2 separate regions of the Homo sapiens genome follow, and region 1 is linked to region 2. The links are chromatin contacts, found by Hi-C or POLR2A ChIA-PET in ENCODE. All regions are on one chromosome and are shown on one strand. The core of a region is the stretch at or near the end of the contact, and the rest is flanking DNA. Distances in the headings are between cores, read along the strand shown. Region 1 overlaps CPAMD8 (C3 and PZP like alpha-2-macroglobulin domain containing 8). Region 2 overlaps CPAMD8 (C3 and PZP like alpha-2-macroglobulin domain containing 8).

Evidence for each region. Hi-C counts contacts between places; a loop is a spot of excess contacts on that map. ChIA-PET counts read pairs that join two places held with the same protein, here RNA polymerase II (POLR2A).
Region 1: a loop to region 2 is called in a map of mammary epithelial cell, with 3 times the contacts of the local background. The contact joins two enhancer-like sites. A Hi-C loop is called at or near these places in 2 of 168 maps with a recorded cell type or tissue (mammary epithelial cell and ovary) and 1 of 37 single-sample maps with no recorded cell type. POLR2A ChIA-PET finds 5 or more read pairs at or near these places in 2 of 52 experiments (K562 and MCF 10A).

What each region holds. Positions count from the first base shown.
Region 1 is chr19:16,955,354-16,962,488 of GRCh38, reverse strand. CPAMD8 (C3 and PZP like alpha-2-macroglobulin domain containing 8) reads left to right here. Exons shown (of 42, transcript NM_015692.5): 19 at 4,574-4,636. Among named protein-coding and RNA genes, the nearest start is that of CPAMD8, 68 kb to the left of the region's middle. RefSeq lists enhancers at 591-1,148, 1,149-1,708. Within about 2 kb of position 5,213, at least 5 of the 41 ENCODE cell types and tissues checked have a DNase peak (open chromatin) inside an H3K27ac peak, as active enhancers do.
Region 2 is chr19:16,916,196-16,923,214 of GRCh38, reverse strand. CPAMD8 (C3 and PZP like alpha-2-macroglobulin domain containing 8) reads left to right here. Exons shown (of 42, transcript NM_015692.5): 27 at 1,229-1,310. Among named protein-coding and RNA genes, the nearest start is that of F2RL3, 31 kb to the right of the region's middle. Within about 2 kb of position 2,279, at least 3 of the 41 ENCODE cell types and tissues checked have a DNase peak (open chromatin) inside an H3K27ac peak, as active enhancers do.

The DNA of each region.
Region 1 (7,135 bases), core at 3,964-6,463, 36 kb before region 2:
CTAACCTTGTCTTTTTGCTTTATTTCATTAATTTAATCTTCAATCACTGATACCCTTTCTTCCACTTGATCGAATCGGCTATTGAAACTTGTGCCTGCGTCACAAAGTTCTCGTGCCATGGTTTTCAGCTCCATCAGGTCATTTAAGTTCTTCTCTATGCTGTTTATTCTAGTTAGCCATTCGTCTAACCTTTATTCAAGGTTTTTAGCTTCCTTGCGATGGGTTTGAACGTGCTCCTTTAGCTCAGAGAAGTTTGTTATTACCAACCTTCTGAAGCCTACTTCTGTCAATTTGTCAAAGTCATTCTCCGTCCAGCTTTGTTCCATTGCTGGCAAGGAGCTACTATCCTTTGGAGGAGAAGAGGCGCGCAGGTTTTTAGAATTATCAGCTTTTCTGCTCTTGTATCTCCCCATCTTTGTGGTTTTATCTACCTTTGGTCTTTGATGCTGGTAACCTACAGATGGGGCTTTGGTGTAGATGTCCTTTTTGTTGATGTTGATGCTATTCCTTTCTGTTTGTTAATTTTCCTTCTAACGTCAGGTCTCTCAGCTGCAGGTCTGTTGGAGTTTGGTGGAGGTCCACTCTAGACCCTGTCTGCCTGCGTATCACCAGTGGAGGCTGCAGAACAGCAAATATTGCAGAACAGCAAATATTGCTGCCTGATCCTTCCTCTGGAAGCTTCGTCTCAGAGGGGTACCCGCCTATATGAGGTGTTTGTCGGCCCCTCCTGGGAGGTGTCTCCCAGTTAGGCTACATGGGGGTCAGGGACCCACTTGAGGAGGCAGTCTGTCCGTTCTCAGAGCTGAAACGCCATGCTGGGAGAATGACTGCTGTCTTCAGAGCTGTCAGACAGGGACGTTTAAGTCTGCAGAAACTGTCTGCTGCCTTTTGTTCAGCCATGCCCTGCTCACAGAGGTGGAGTCTATAGAGGCAGTAGGCCTTGCTGAGCTGCAGTGGGCTCCGCCCAGTTTAAGCTTCCCAGCCACTTTGTTTACTTACTCCAGCCTCAGCAATGGTGGGCACCCCTCCCCCAACCAGGCTGCCACGTCGCAGTTCGATCTCAGACTGCTGTGCTAGCAGTGAGCAAGGCTCTGCGGGCGTGGGACCCGCCCAGCCAGGCATGGGAGAGAATCTCCTGGTCTGCTGGTTGCTAAGACCATGGGAAAAGCTCAGTATTTGGGCGAGAGTGTCCTGTTTTTCCAGGTACAGTCTATCCCGGCTTCCCTTGGCTAGGAAAGGGAAATCCCCTGACCCCTTGTGCTTCCCGGGTAAGGCGACACCCCGCCCTACTGCGGCTCATCCTTCATGGGCTGTACCCACTGTCCAACCAGTCCCAATGAGATGAACCAGGTACCTCAGTTGGAAATGCAGAAATCACCCATCTTCCGTGTCAATCACACTGGGAGCTACAGACTGGAGCTGTTCCTATTTGGCCATCTTGGAATAGCCCCAACATATTTTTTTAACCATGTAAATGTGGTTAACATTTTTTTCAAGCAGTAGAAGAGGATATATAATGAAATTTAAGTCTCCTTCCCACCCTCAGACCCTCCATTCCCTTCTTCAGAAGGGAAAGCTGAATAATTTTTTTTTTTTGAGGAGGAGTCTCACTCTGTTGCCCATGCTGGAGTGCAGTGATGGGATCTCAGCTCACTGCCTTCCATGTTCAAGTGATACTCCTGTCTCAGCCTCCTGAGTAGCTGGGATTACAGGCCTGCACCACCAAACCCGGCTAACTTTTGTATTTTTAGTAGAGAGGGGGTTTCACCATGTTGGCCAGGCTGGTCTTGAACTCCTGACCTCCAGTGATCCACCCACCTCAGTCTCCCGAAGTGCTGGGATTACAGGTGTGAGCCACTGTGCCCAGTCTGAATAATTTCTTAGATATTCTTCTGTGCATATGTAGGATTAAAAAAAAAAAGAATAGAAGAATACCATAATGTCATTTTGTACATTTCTTTTGAAAGTTAACAACAAGTCTTGGAAATCATTCCATATCAGTAAATGCATGTTTACCTCACTCTTTTTTTTTTTTACAAATATATAATAGTCCACCAATGAATATACTATCATTTGATTTTCCAGTCCTCCTAATGATGGAGATTTGGGCTATTTGCTAATTTTCCTAGTGCCACGATGAACCACTCCATCTCTCTGTGTTTGCACACACGTCTGCGGGTGTTTCCGGGGTCTGCTCCTAGGAGAGGTGTTGATGGTTGAAAGGATAGGAGCATTTTTATTTTTGCCAAATTTTGAGAAAGCCTTTTTTTTTTTTTTGAGAAAGGAGAAGGAGCAGCCTTTGAGGAGGGTGAACTGTGAGGCTTCTGAGGCTCAAACAAGAATGCATGAAGGCACTCCTTAGGAAACAGAGGATGGGTGAGCAGGAGGTGGAGAGTTCAGTGTGATGATGAAGATGAACGTGGTAAAACCCAGGGAGGGAAATTAGCAAAGGGAGGGATATAGGGTGGCCCCTGCAGGCCTTTATCCCTTCTGCATCCAGGAGAGGAGGCACGACTGTTTAAAGATGGACTCTGCCAAGCCTTTGATACCTTGCTTCTTCTATTCTTAAGTAGAATGTTAACGCTGCCAGGTAAAAGAGTTAACAAGTTACATCCTTGAGCAGACACTTTTCAAAGAAGATACACATGCAGGCCGGGCGTGGTGGCTTATGCCTGTAATACCACCACTTTGAGAGGCTGAGGTGGGTGGATCACAAGGTCAGGAGTTCGAGACCAGCCTGGCCAATATGGTGAAACCCCATCTCTACTAAAAATACAAAAATTAGCCGGACATGGTGGTGGACGCCTGTAATCCCAGCTACTCAGGAGGCTGAGGCAGGAGAATTGCTCGAACCTGGGAGGCGGAGGCTGCAGTGAACCGAGATTGTGCCATTGCACTCCAGTCTGGGCAACAGAGAGAGACTCCATCTCGAAAAAAAAAAAAGAAAATATACGTGCAGCCAACAAGCATATGAAAAAAACCTCAATGTCACTGAACTAGAGAAATGCAAATCAGGCCAGGCACAGTGGCCCACACCTGTAATCCCAGCACTTTGGGAGGCCGAGGCGGGTGGATCACTTGATGTCGGGAGTTTGAGACCAGCGTGGTCAACATGACAAAACCCCATCTCTACTAAAAATACAAAAATTAGCCGGGCGTGGTGGCACACCTGCAATTCCAGGTGTAATTCAGGAGGCTGAGGCATGAGAATCACTTGAACCTGGGAGGTGGAGGTTGCAGTGAGCAGAGATTGCACCACTGCACTCCAGCCTGGGTGACAGAGCAAGACTCCATCTCAAAAAAAAAAAAAAAGGGAAATGCAAATCAAAACCACAATGAGATGCCATCTCATGCCAGTCAGAATGGCCATTATTAAAGAGTCAACAAATAAGCTGAGTGTGGTGGCTCATGCCTGTAATTCCAGAACTTTGGGAGGCCGAGGCAGGTGGATCACCTGAGGTCAGGATTTTGAGACCAGCCTGACCAACATGGTGAAACTGCGTCTCTACTAAAAATACAAAATTAGCTGGGTGTAGTGGCAGGCGCCTGTAATCCTAGCTACTCGGGAGGCTGAGGCTGGAGAATCGTTTGAACCTGGGAGGCAGATGTTGCAGTGAGCTGAGATTGTGCCATTGCACTCCAGCCTGGGTGACAAGAAGGAAACTCCATCTCAAAAAAAAAAAAGAAAAAAAAAGTAAAAAAATAACAGATGTTGGTGAGGTAGTGGAGAAAAGGGGATGCTATGCATAGTTGATGGGAGTGTAAATTAGTTCAACCATTGTGGAAAGCAGTGTGGTGATTGCTCAAAGAACTAAAAACAGTACTACCATTTGAGCCAGCAATCCCATTACTGAGTATATACTCAAAGGAATATAAATCATTCTACCATAAAGACCCATGCACACAAATGTTCACTGCAGCACTATTTACAATAGCAAAGACCTGGAATCAACCTAAATGCTCATCAATGACAGATTGGATAAATAAAATGTGGTACAGAAATACCATGGAATACTATGCAGCCATAAAAAAGAACAAAATCATGTCTTTTGTGGAAACATGGATGGAGCTGGAGCCCATTATCCTTAGCAAACTAATGCAGGAACAGAAAACCAAATACTGCATGTTCTCACTTATAAGTGGAAGCTAAATGATGAGAACACATGGAAACAAAAGGGGGAACAGACACAGGTCTACTTGAGGATGGGGGATGGGAAGACAGAGAGGATCAGAAATAATAACTATTGGGCATAGGCTTAGTATCTGGGTGATGAAATAATCTGTACAACAAACCCCCATGACACACATTTACCTATGTAACAGACCTGCACATGTACTTCTGAACCTAAAATAAAGTTTTTAAAAAAACAAGTTATGTCCTAATCAAGTAGACTGTTAACCCTGCCAGGTAAGAGAATTAACATGTTATATCCCAGTGAAGTACAATGTTAACCCTTCCAGGTAAAAGAAATTAACGCGTTATATCTGATCAAATAGAATGCAAAGCTGCTAGGTTCACATAAGATTTGTTATGTTCATGAAACCTTAATCGTTTCTTTTTTTCTTTTCATAGAACAGAGAAGAGAAAAAGGACTTTCTTCCCCGAAACATGGATTTGGCATTGTCTCAACATCAGGTACATTAAGATTTCTTTTCTGCGCTGACTTTGCCGGTTGAGTGAAAGACACTCATGCGGGTCCAGAGAGCCTCCGGTGAGATGGGCAGGCCTGATACCAACATCTGAGCAAGACACTGTGCATCTTTTTCTAACACACAAAACTTCAAGCCATGAAGCCAGCCTTGAGTCCCGCTGCACATTTGGACGTTTGCCTGTGAAATATGAAATGCAAGGGCTTTGTGCCTCTTATAACTCCCTCTTGGGGTTACTCTATCTGCTCTGTTTGTATAACGAGCTCATTAAAATGATTACAGTTCCCTGGAACATGAACTTGACTCCACCTACCCCCACTCCTTGCTCCTCAGGGGACTACAGCTCTTGCTCAAAAAACAGGATGCCTTTCTCAACACATTTCCTTTCTGCATTTTTCCCCGTTTAGTTCTCTTTGAAGCAGGAGTGTAGGCAACCCTTTTCTGCTGGATGCAATTGACTTTTTTTCTTGCAATGCTCAGCGTTAGAGCACCAATGACACTAGTAAAAAGTGGCACTGGCGTGCCCCGGCAAACCAGTTTGGCATGAAAACTGACTCTTGGTCCAGCCCGGGCCAGCAGGTGGGCTGACTGCTGGAGCTGTGCCCTTCCTCCAGGCACAAGGTGCTGTGGCAAGTGCTTGGCAGAGCCAGGCACGCAGCTGGGGGCCCCTCAGACTGCTTTGGGGGATGTGTATGTCCTCATCGTGGGAAGGTTTGACTGCTGATCAGAACACATCCAGTTCACTGTGTTTTGTTCTGGGGGCCCAGCTGTAAGACAGGCTATCTGTCCATCATCATTCAAATGTATCTACTTTCTGGATGTCTGGTGAGCTTTTTTTATTGTTAAAAAATTTTTTCAATTAACTTTTATTAGGGCTGGGCATGGTAGCTCATGCCTGTAATCCCAGCACTTTGGGAGGCTGAGGCAGGTGGATCACGAGATCAGGAGATCGAGACCACCCTCTCTAACATGGTGAAACCCTGTCTCTACTAAAAACGCAAAAAATAGCTGGGCATGGTGGCGGGCGCCTGTAGTCCCAGCTACTCGGGAGGCTGAGGTAAGAGAGTGGCATGAACCTGGGAGACGGAGGTTGCAGTGAGCCAAGATGGCGCCACTGCTCTCCAGCCTGGGTGACAGAGCAAGACTCCGTCTCAAAAAAAAAAAAATATTTCATAGAGATGGGGTCTCTGTATGTTGCCCAGGCTGGTCTGAAACTCCTGGCCTCAAGTGATCTTCCTGTCTTGGCCTCTCAACGTGTTAGAATTACAGGTGTGAGCTACTGCTCCTGGCCCGGATGTTTTTGATGTTAAGGATGGTCCCTTGAATAAGGTAGACAGAGTCCCAGCACTCATAACATTTTCATTGTAGCTAGAGTAGACAGGTGCCTAAAGAGCCATCATGGTGCAGTGGGGTTAGTCTTCTGGAAGGCTGGGCATGGAGCTTGGGAGGCAGAGAAAGATGGTGGAATCCTTTGGAAAAGCCAGAGAGGGTCCTCAATGTAGGGCCCAAGCTGAGTCCCACCATATGAATAAGCAAGAAAGGGAAGGGTGTCCAGGAAGGACCAGCATGAGCAAGTGCTGCAAAGTAGGAGAGGCTGGTGGATTTCCACATGGTTGAAATGAGATGGAAGGAGCTGAGGAGGATGCAGGGAGTATGAGACCATGTGGGCTGTGGGGGTGGGGTTAGGGGTGCAGGTGTGGAGAGCCAGGGATTTGGGATTTAGGATTCGGGATGTTCTCTCTCCTCTCTTGTTGGCTGGAGCAAGGATGAATCAGAGGGGACAGATCTGAGACCAGGGAGGAGGTTCCTGCTGGACCCAAAAGAGGACTGGTCAACTCTCTTTTAAACCACACCCGTTTAAAGGCGGGGTGTGGTGGCTTATGCCTGTAATCCCAGCACTTTGAGAGGCTGAGGCAGGAGGATTGCTTGAGCCCAGGAGTTCAAGACCAGCCTGGGCAACATAGCAAGGCCCCATCTCTAAAAAAAATTTTTAAATTAGCCAGGTGTGGTGGCACATGCTTGTGGTCCTAGCTACTTGGGAAGCTGAAGTGGGAGGATCGCTTGAGCCCAGGAGGTTGAGGCTGCAGTGACACGAAATTACACCACTGCACTCCAGCCTGGGCTACAGAGTGAGACCCTGTCTCAAAAAGGGAAAATGATTCAAAAATGAATTGGTTTAAAAAATTATGGTGAAATACTCCACATAAAATTTACGATCTTAACCATTTTTAAGTGTATAGTTCAGTGGTATTAAGGACACTCACGTTATTGTGCCAACATCACCATCACCCATTTCTGTGACTCCTTTCATCTTACAAAACTGACACTCTGTCCCATTAAACACTCACTCCCCTCTCTTCCCTTCCCCCAGCCTTTGGTAACAACCCTTTCTGTCTCTGAGTTTGACTATTCTAGGGACCGCCTGTAAGTGGAATCATGTAGTATTTGTCGTTTTGTGACTGGCTTATTTCAACATGTCCCCAAG
Region 2 (7,019 bases), core at 1,030-3,529:
CCATGGCTCCCTATGCCCTTGCAGGAAAACCACACTCCCAGCCCAGCCTTGGAGGCCCTGTGGCCCACCGGCCTCTCACCTCACCCCCTCGTTCCCTGCTCCGTTCCCTGTCCCCGGCACCACCAGTTCTCTGAGCTTCCCAAGCTCTCGCCCCAGCAGTTGGAGCAGCCCCCACGCCTGGGGACAGAGGGCTGTGGGGGACAGAGGGCGCTGCCCCAAGATGGTGGTTTTGCTGACCTCCTGGGAGTGACCGAAGGCCAGTGTGTGACCAGTAGTCACGAAGGGGCAATGTCAGTAAACAAGATGAATGAGTTGGAGGTTACAGCCACCCTAGATGTAGTGTGGGGCAGTTTCAAGGACCTCAGATGTGGTGTGAGGTAGTTCCAGGGATCCCCGATGTGATGTGGAGCAGTTTCAGGGACCCCCAATGTGGTATAGGGTAGTTTCAAGGACCCCAGATGTGGTGTGGAGCAGTTTCAGGAACCCCAGATGTGTGGAGCAGTTTCAGAGACCCCAGATGTGGTGTGGGGCAGTTCCAGGGACCTCAGATGTAGTGTGGAGCAGTTCCAGGGACTCCACATGTGGTATGAGGCAGTTTCAAGAACTCTAGATGTGATGTGGAGCAGTTTCGGGGACCCCAGATGTGCTGTGGGTATGGGGCAGTTTCAAGAACCCCAGATGTGGTGTGGAGCAGTTTCAGGGACCCCAGATGTAGTGTGGGGCAGTTTCAGGGACCCCAGGTGTGGTGTGGAGCAGTTCCAGGGACTCCAGATGTGGAATGAGACAGTTTCAAGAACCCTAGATGTGATGTGGGGCAGTTTCAGGGACCCCAGATGTGGTGCGCTGCGGTTCCAGGGACTCCAGATGTAGTATGAGGCAGTTTCAAGAACCCCAGATGTGGTGTGGGGCAGTTTCAGGGACCCCAGATGTGACACAGGGCAGTTTCAGTGAGCCCAGATGTGGTGTGGAGCAGTTTTAGGGACTCCAAATGTGGTATAAAGCAGTTTCAAGAACCCCACATGTGGTATGGGGCAGTTTCAGGGACCCCAGATGTGAGTGTATGGCAGTTTCAAGGACTCCAGATGTGATTCGAGGCAATTCCAGGGACCCCACATGTGGTGTGGCTTCGGAGATCCGGGGTAGGGGACGGCAGAGTGGTGTAGGTCCCTGGGGGCGGGCCTGGGCCAGGCCACTCAACAGGACAGGGTCCTCTCTGCTTGCCCCACAGGCTACCAGCGCCAGCTGACCTACAAGCGCCAGGATGGCTCCTACAGCGCGTTTGGGGAGCGGGACGCATCGGGGAGCATGTGGTGAGTCCCCACCGCCCTGGGCATTGCCTCTGAGGCTCCCCGCCCGACGCCATGGCCTCACATCCAATGCAGTGTGACCAGATCACTTGGCGCCTGATCCCCGGATGACAGGGAACACAGCTGGGAAGTAAAGACTGTGGTGGTCCCAGCTCCAGAGATGGAGGTTGGGGCTTGGGGCCAGTGCAGAGCTGGTGATCGTAACCATTCCTGTTTCTGCTGCTGTTACCACAGTGAGCAAGACTCCATGCCCTGCTCTCTGGCCCCTTGGGAGTGAGCCCTGGATGCCCTGGGCTTCCTCAAGCTCCCAGGACTCAGGAATAGCGGTGACTGGAGCAGGAGGAGATGGCAGGGCAGAGGGGTCAGAGGCCAGACCAGCACCTTGAGGCTGGGGTGTGCTGTGTGCAGGAGCAGCCTGGGATCTTGTTTCTGTGGTAACTGCAGGGAGGAGACCAGGGCAGGGAGGGCCCCTGGGAGGCCGGGCACACCTGGGTCTTGTTTTCCTGATATCCTCAGGCTATTGCAGTTCTTGGCATCATCATGGGGTTCACCTGAGACTGTGAGTCACTTTCCAACTCCTGTACCCATCGCCGGACTCCTTCTCGGAGATTGCCACCCTGGTAGTGCCGACAGCAGCTGTGAGCGTGGAAACTGCCCTGTCTTTAGTCCAACAGAGTGTCCACTGCACAGTCACAGTGCCAGGATCCCAGGGAGTGGGGACATGTGGCTGAGTACTTCCTGCCATGGGCAGCATCACTTACCTAGCTCCAGAGGGGCCCAGGGTTGGCGACTCACCCAGCCTCCCCCAGCCCCAGGAGCTCATCCACACTGTCCCAGCTCTAGTCCCAGGGCCCTGCCTTGCCGACAGCTGATAACGCAAGGCCCCAATCACGTCTTAGCAAGCAGAGGCCCCGCCCACCCCAGGGACAGCTAAAGCCACTGAGTCACTCTCCAAAAGCTGGCTGAGCCCCAGCAGCCCCTAGGAGGCCTCCACCAGCCAGGATTAGCAAGTTGTGACGCATTGGACCTTTTTTTTTTTTTTTTTTTTTTTTGAGATAGAGTCTAACTCTGTTCCCCAGGCTGGAGTGCAGTGGTGCAATCTTGGGTCACTGCAACCTCCATCTCCTAGGTTCAAGCAATTCTCCTGCCTCAGCCTCCTGAGTAGCTAGGATTACAGGTGTGCACCATCATGCCCAGCTAATTTTTGTATTTTTAGTAGGGACGGGGTTTCACCATGTTGGCCAGGCTGGTCTCAAACTCCTGACCTCAGATGATCCGCCTGCCTTGGCCTCCTAAAGTGCTGGGATTACAGGCGTGAGCCACCGTGCCCGGCCTAGACACTCAGTGTGCACACACCTCCTCAGCATCTTCCGGGGATTAAACTCTCAGCATGAGCAAGAAAAATCAAATTTCCTTTTTGTTTTTTTTGAGACGGAGTCTCGCTCTGTCACCCAGGCTGGAGTGCAGTGGCGCCATCTCGGCACACTGCAAGCTCCGCCCCCTGGGTTCACGCCATTCTCCTGCCTCAGCCTCCCGAGTAGCTGGGAATACAGGCGCCCGCCACCACGCCTGGCTACTTTTTTTGTATTTTTAATAGAGACGGGGTTTCACCGTGTTAGCCAGGATGGTCTCGATCTTCTGACCTTGTGATCCGCCCGCCTCGGCCTCCCAAAGTGCTGGGATTACAGGCGTGAGCCACCGCGCATGGCTGAAAAATCAAATTTCACTGTGTGCATGGAAGTCAGCAGCTTCCAGGTCCCCTCTCACCTCCTGAAACATTCCTGTTGGTCTCCAAACATGGACGTCTTCCTGGGGACCCTGTAGGACAAGGAGGCAGTGAGCGCAGGGCAGTGGCAGCAGCACCCACCCCGAAGCTGGACAAACCTCAGCTCTGTCTCATGTGAGCTGTGTGGCCTTAGACCCGATGATCAACCTCTCTGAGCCTGTTTCCTTACCACACATCCCTCTAAGAACCTGGATCCATGGGATAAGCATGTGGTACACTCAGTGCAGTGCCGTCCTGTTAGCACCTCCCCTAACTACTTACCATAAGGCTCCAAGATCCTGCCAGGGAGCCTGAAAACTTGGGATCTGTTCTAGATGGGTTCCCTTATACTCAACGCACATTCATTCATTTATTCATTGAGTGAGCTAGGCTCTGGTCTTCATCCTGGGGGAAAAAGGAACACATGGTTCCTACCTCCAGGTCCTCGCTGCCCAGTGCAGGAGAAAGACCCTGTGAGAGATGCAATAGTTATCCACTGCTGTGTAACAAGTGACCCCAAATGTAGCCATTTAAAACAACAAACGTATTATCTCTATTTATTATGTATTAATTCTTATGGATCAGGAATTCAGGAGCAGCTTAGCTGGGTGTTTCTGCCTGGGGATCTTTGCTGAGGTTGCAGTCAAGGTGTTGGCTGTTGCTGTCTTCATCTGAAGGCTCTACTGGGGCTGGAAGATTTGTTTCCAAATTGGCTCCCTCACATGGCTGTTGGCAGGAGGCCTCAGTTGCTCACCACATGGACTTCTCCATAGGGACTACTTGAGTGTTCTTACAACATGGCGGCTGGCTTCCTCTCACAGTGAGCAATTCAAGAGAGAAAGCGGGAAGGATGCCATAGCGCCTTTTGTTACTTGGTCTTACAAGTCAGGCTGTTACTTCTGCCTCATTCTATTCTATTCCTTTTTTTTTTTCTTTTTTTGAGATGGGGTCTCACCCTATCACCCAAGCTGGAGTTCAGTGGTATAATCTCGGCTCACTGCAACCTCCACCTCCTGGGTTCAAGCAATTCTCCTGCCTCAGCCTCCTGAGTAGCTGGGACTATAGGCACCTGCCACCATGCCTGGCTAATTTTTGTATTTTTAATAGAGACAGGATTTCACCATGTTGCCCAGGCTGGTCTCGAATTCCTGACCTCAGGTGATCTGCCCACCTCAGCCTCCCAAAGTGCTGAGATTACAGGTGTGAGCCACCGTGCCTGGGCTCCAAGATGCTTTTAGTGCCAACCTCATGCTCAAGGGAAATGTTCATTGGAGCATTTCAGATTTTTTGCATTTGGGATGCCCAAGTATACAGGTAGCCCTCCGTATCTGTGAGTTCCACAGGATTCAATCAACTACAGATCGAAACTATTCAGAAAAAAAAAAAAAAAAAAAAGTCTGGGTGTGATGGCACGTGCCTGTCATCCCTGCACTTTGGGGAAGCTGAATCGGGAAGATTGTTTGAGGCCAGGAGTCGGAGACCAGCCTGAGAAACATGGCAAGACCTCATCTCGGCAAAAATGTTAAAAATAAGCTGGGCGTGGTGGTACATGCCTTAGTCCCAACTACTGGGGAGGCTGAGGTGGGAGGATCCCTTGAGCCCAGAAGTTCAAGGCTGCAGTGAGCTATGATTGTGCCACTGCACTCCAGCCTGGGTGACAGAGCAAAACTCCATCTCTTAAAAAAAAAAAAAAAAAAAAAGTTTTAAAAATTCCACAAAGTTCCAAAAACGAAAAGTTGAATTTGCTGCATGCTGAGTACAATATTGAATTCATGCAAATGAAGTGACATGTGGGCATTGTATTAGGTGTTCTAAGTAATCAAGACATGCTTTAAAGTACACAGGAGGGGCCGGGCGCTGTGGCTCACGCTTGGAATCCCAGCACTTTGGGAGGCCAAGGTAGGCGGATCACCTGAGGTCAGGAGTTCGAGACCAGCCTGGCCAACATGGCGAAACCCCGTCTCTACTCAAAATACTAAAATTAGCTGGGCATGGTGGTGGGCGTCTGTAGTCCCAGCTACTCGGGAGGCTGAGGCAGGAGAATTGCTTGAACCTGGAGGCAGAGATTGCAGTGAGCCGAGATTGTGCCACTGCACTCCAGCCTGGGCAACAGGGTGAGACTGTGTCTCAAAAATAAAAATAAAAAATAAAGTTCACGGGAGGATATGTGTCGGTTATATGCAACTACTACACACTCGTATATCGGGGACTTGAGCATCAGTGGATTTCGGTATCCTTGGGGGTCCTGGAACCAGTCCCCTACAGATACCAAGAGATTCCCGTAAATGCAAATATTCCAAAATCCAAATTCAAAATCTGAAACACTTCTGGTTCCAAGCATTTCAGATAACAGATAGTCATTAGACTTTACTTTTTATTATTTATTTTAACTAATTTTTTTTGAGACAAGATCTCGCTCTGTTTCCCAGGCTAGAGTGCGGTGGCACAATCAGGGCTCACAGCAGCCTTGATTTTCTGGGCTCAAGCAATTTTTCCGCCTCAGCCCCGCAAGCAGCTGGGACCACAGGCATGCACTACCATGCCCAGCTAATTTTTTTGAATTTCAGTAGAGACCAGGTGTTGCTGTGTTGCCCAGGCTGGTCTCAAGCTCCTGGCCTCAGCCGATCCTCCACCTCTGCCTCCCAAACACTGCTGGCATGAGCCACCTCGCCCGGCCATAGATCTTACTTTTTAGAAGAGTTCTAGGTTTCCAGAAAAATTGAGTAAATAGAACAGAGTTCCCATACACCTCTACACCCCCATACACAGCTTCCCATGTGATAGGCATCTTGTATTAGTGTGCTGTATTTGTTACAATTGATGGACCGGCATCAAAACGTTATGAACTAAGGTTCATAATCTACATTAGAGTTCACTCACACACTCATTTTTTATTTATTTGTGTGTTTGTTTATGAATAACAGGGTCTCACTATGTTGCCCAGGCTGGTTTCAAACTCCTGGCCTCAACTGATCCTCCTGCCTCAGCCTCCCAAGGTGTTAGGATTACAAGTATGGGCCACTGAATCCGGCTGAGAGCTCATTTCTTTTTATCACTTGATAACATTTATCCTGTTTGCGTTTTACAGTGGGAAAGTAGAGAGCACAGTATGCTAGACCATGGGAATTCCACAATTCCCAGCACACAGCTGGCTTGGTTCTGTCCTTGCCTCCTTTCCCTGCCGTGCCCAAAATGCATGGAGTTTCCCCCTGGTTGCAGTGTGCATAGCTGGTAATGGGGTGGGGATGAGCCTGGGAGCCATGGGGTCTCCTGGCTAATCCAGGGAACATGGGAATAGAAAGAAGAGGATGCATTTGAGGTACCTGAGAGGGAGAACGGCCTGGATGAGCTTTGGGTATATTTTATTTTATTTTATCTATTTATTTATTTATTCTTTTTTGTCTGAGACAGGGTCTCATTTTGACACCCAGGCTAGAGTGCAGTGGTGCGATCTCAGGTCACTGCAACCTCCGCCTCCTGAGGTCAAGCAATTCTCTTGCCTCAGCCTCCCGAGTAGCTGGGATTACAGGTGCCCGCCACCACGCCTGGCTAATTTTTTTTTATTTTTAGTGGAGATGGGGTTTCGCCATGTCAGTCAGGCTGGTCTTGAACTCCTGAATCCCAGCACTTTGGGAAGCCAAGGTGGGAGGATCACTTGAGGTCAGGAGTTTGAGATCAGTCTGGCCAGCATGGTGAAACCCCGTCTCTACTAAAAATACAAAAATATTAGCTGGGCATGGTGGCAATCCCAGCTACTCGGGAGGCTGTAATCCCAGCTACTCAGGAGGCTGAGGCACGAGAATTGCTTGACCCTGAGAGGCAGAGGCTGCAGTGAGCATGGTGGCTTATGCCTATAATCCCACCACTTTGGGAGGCCATTGTGGGAGGATCACTGGAGCCCAGGAGTTCGAGACCTGCCTGGGCAACATAGTAAGACCTCATCTCTA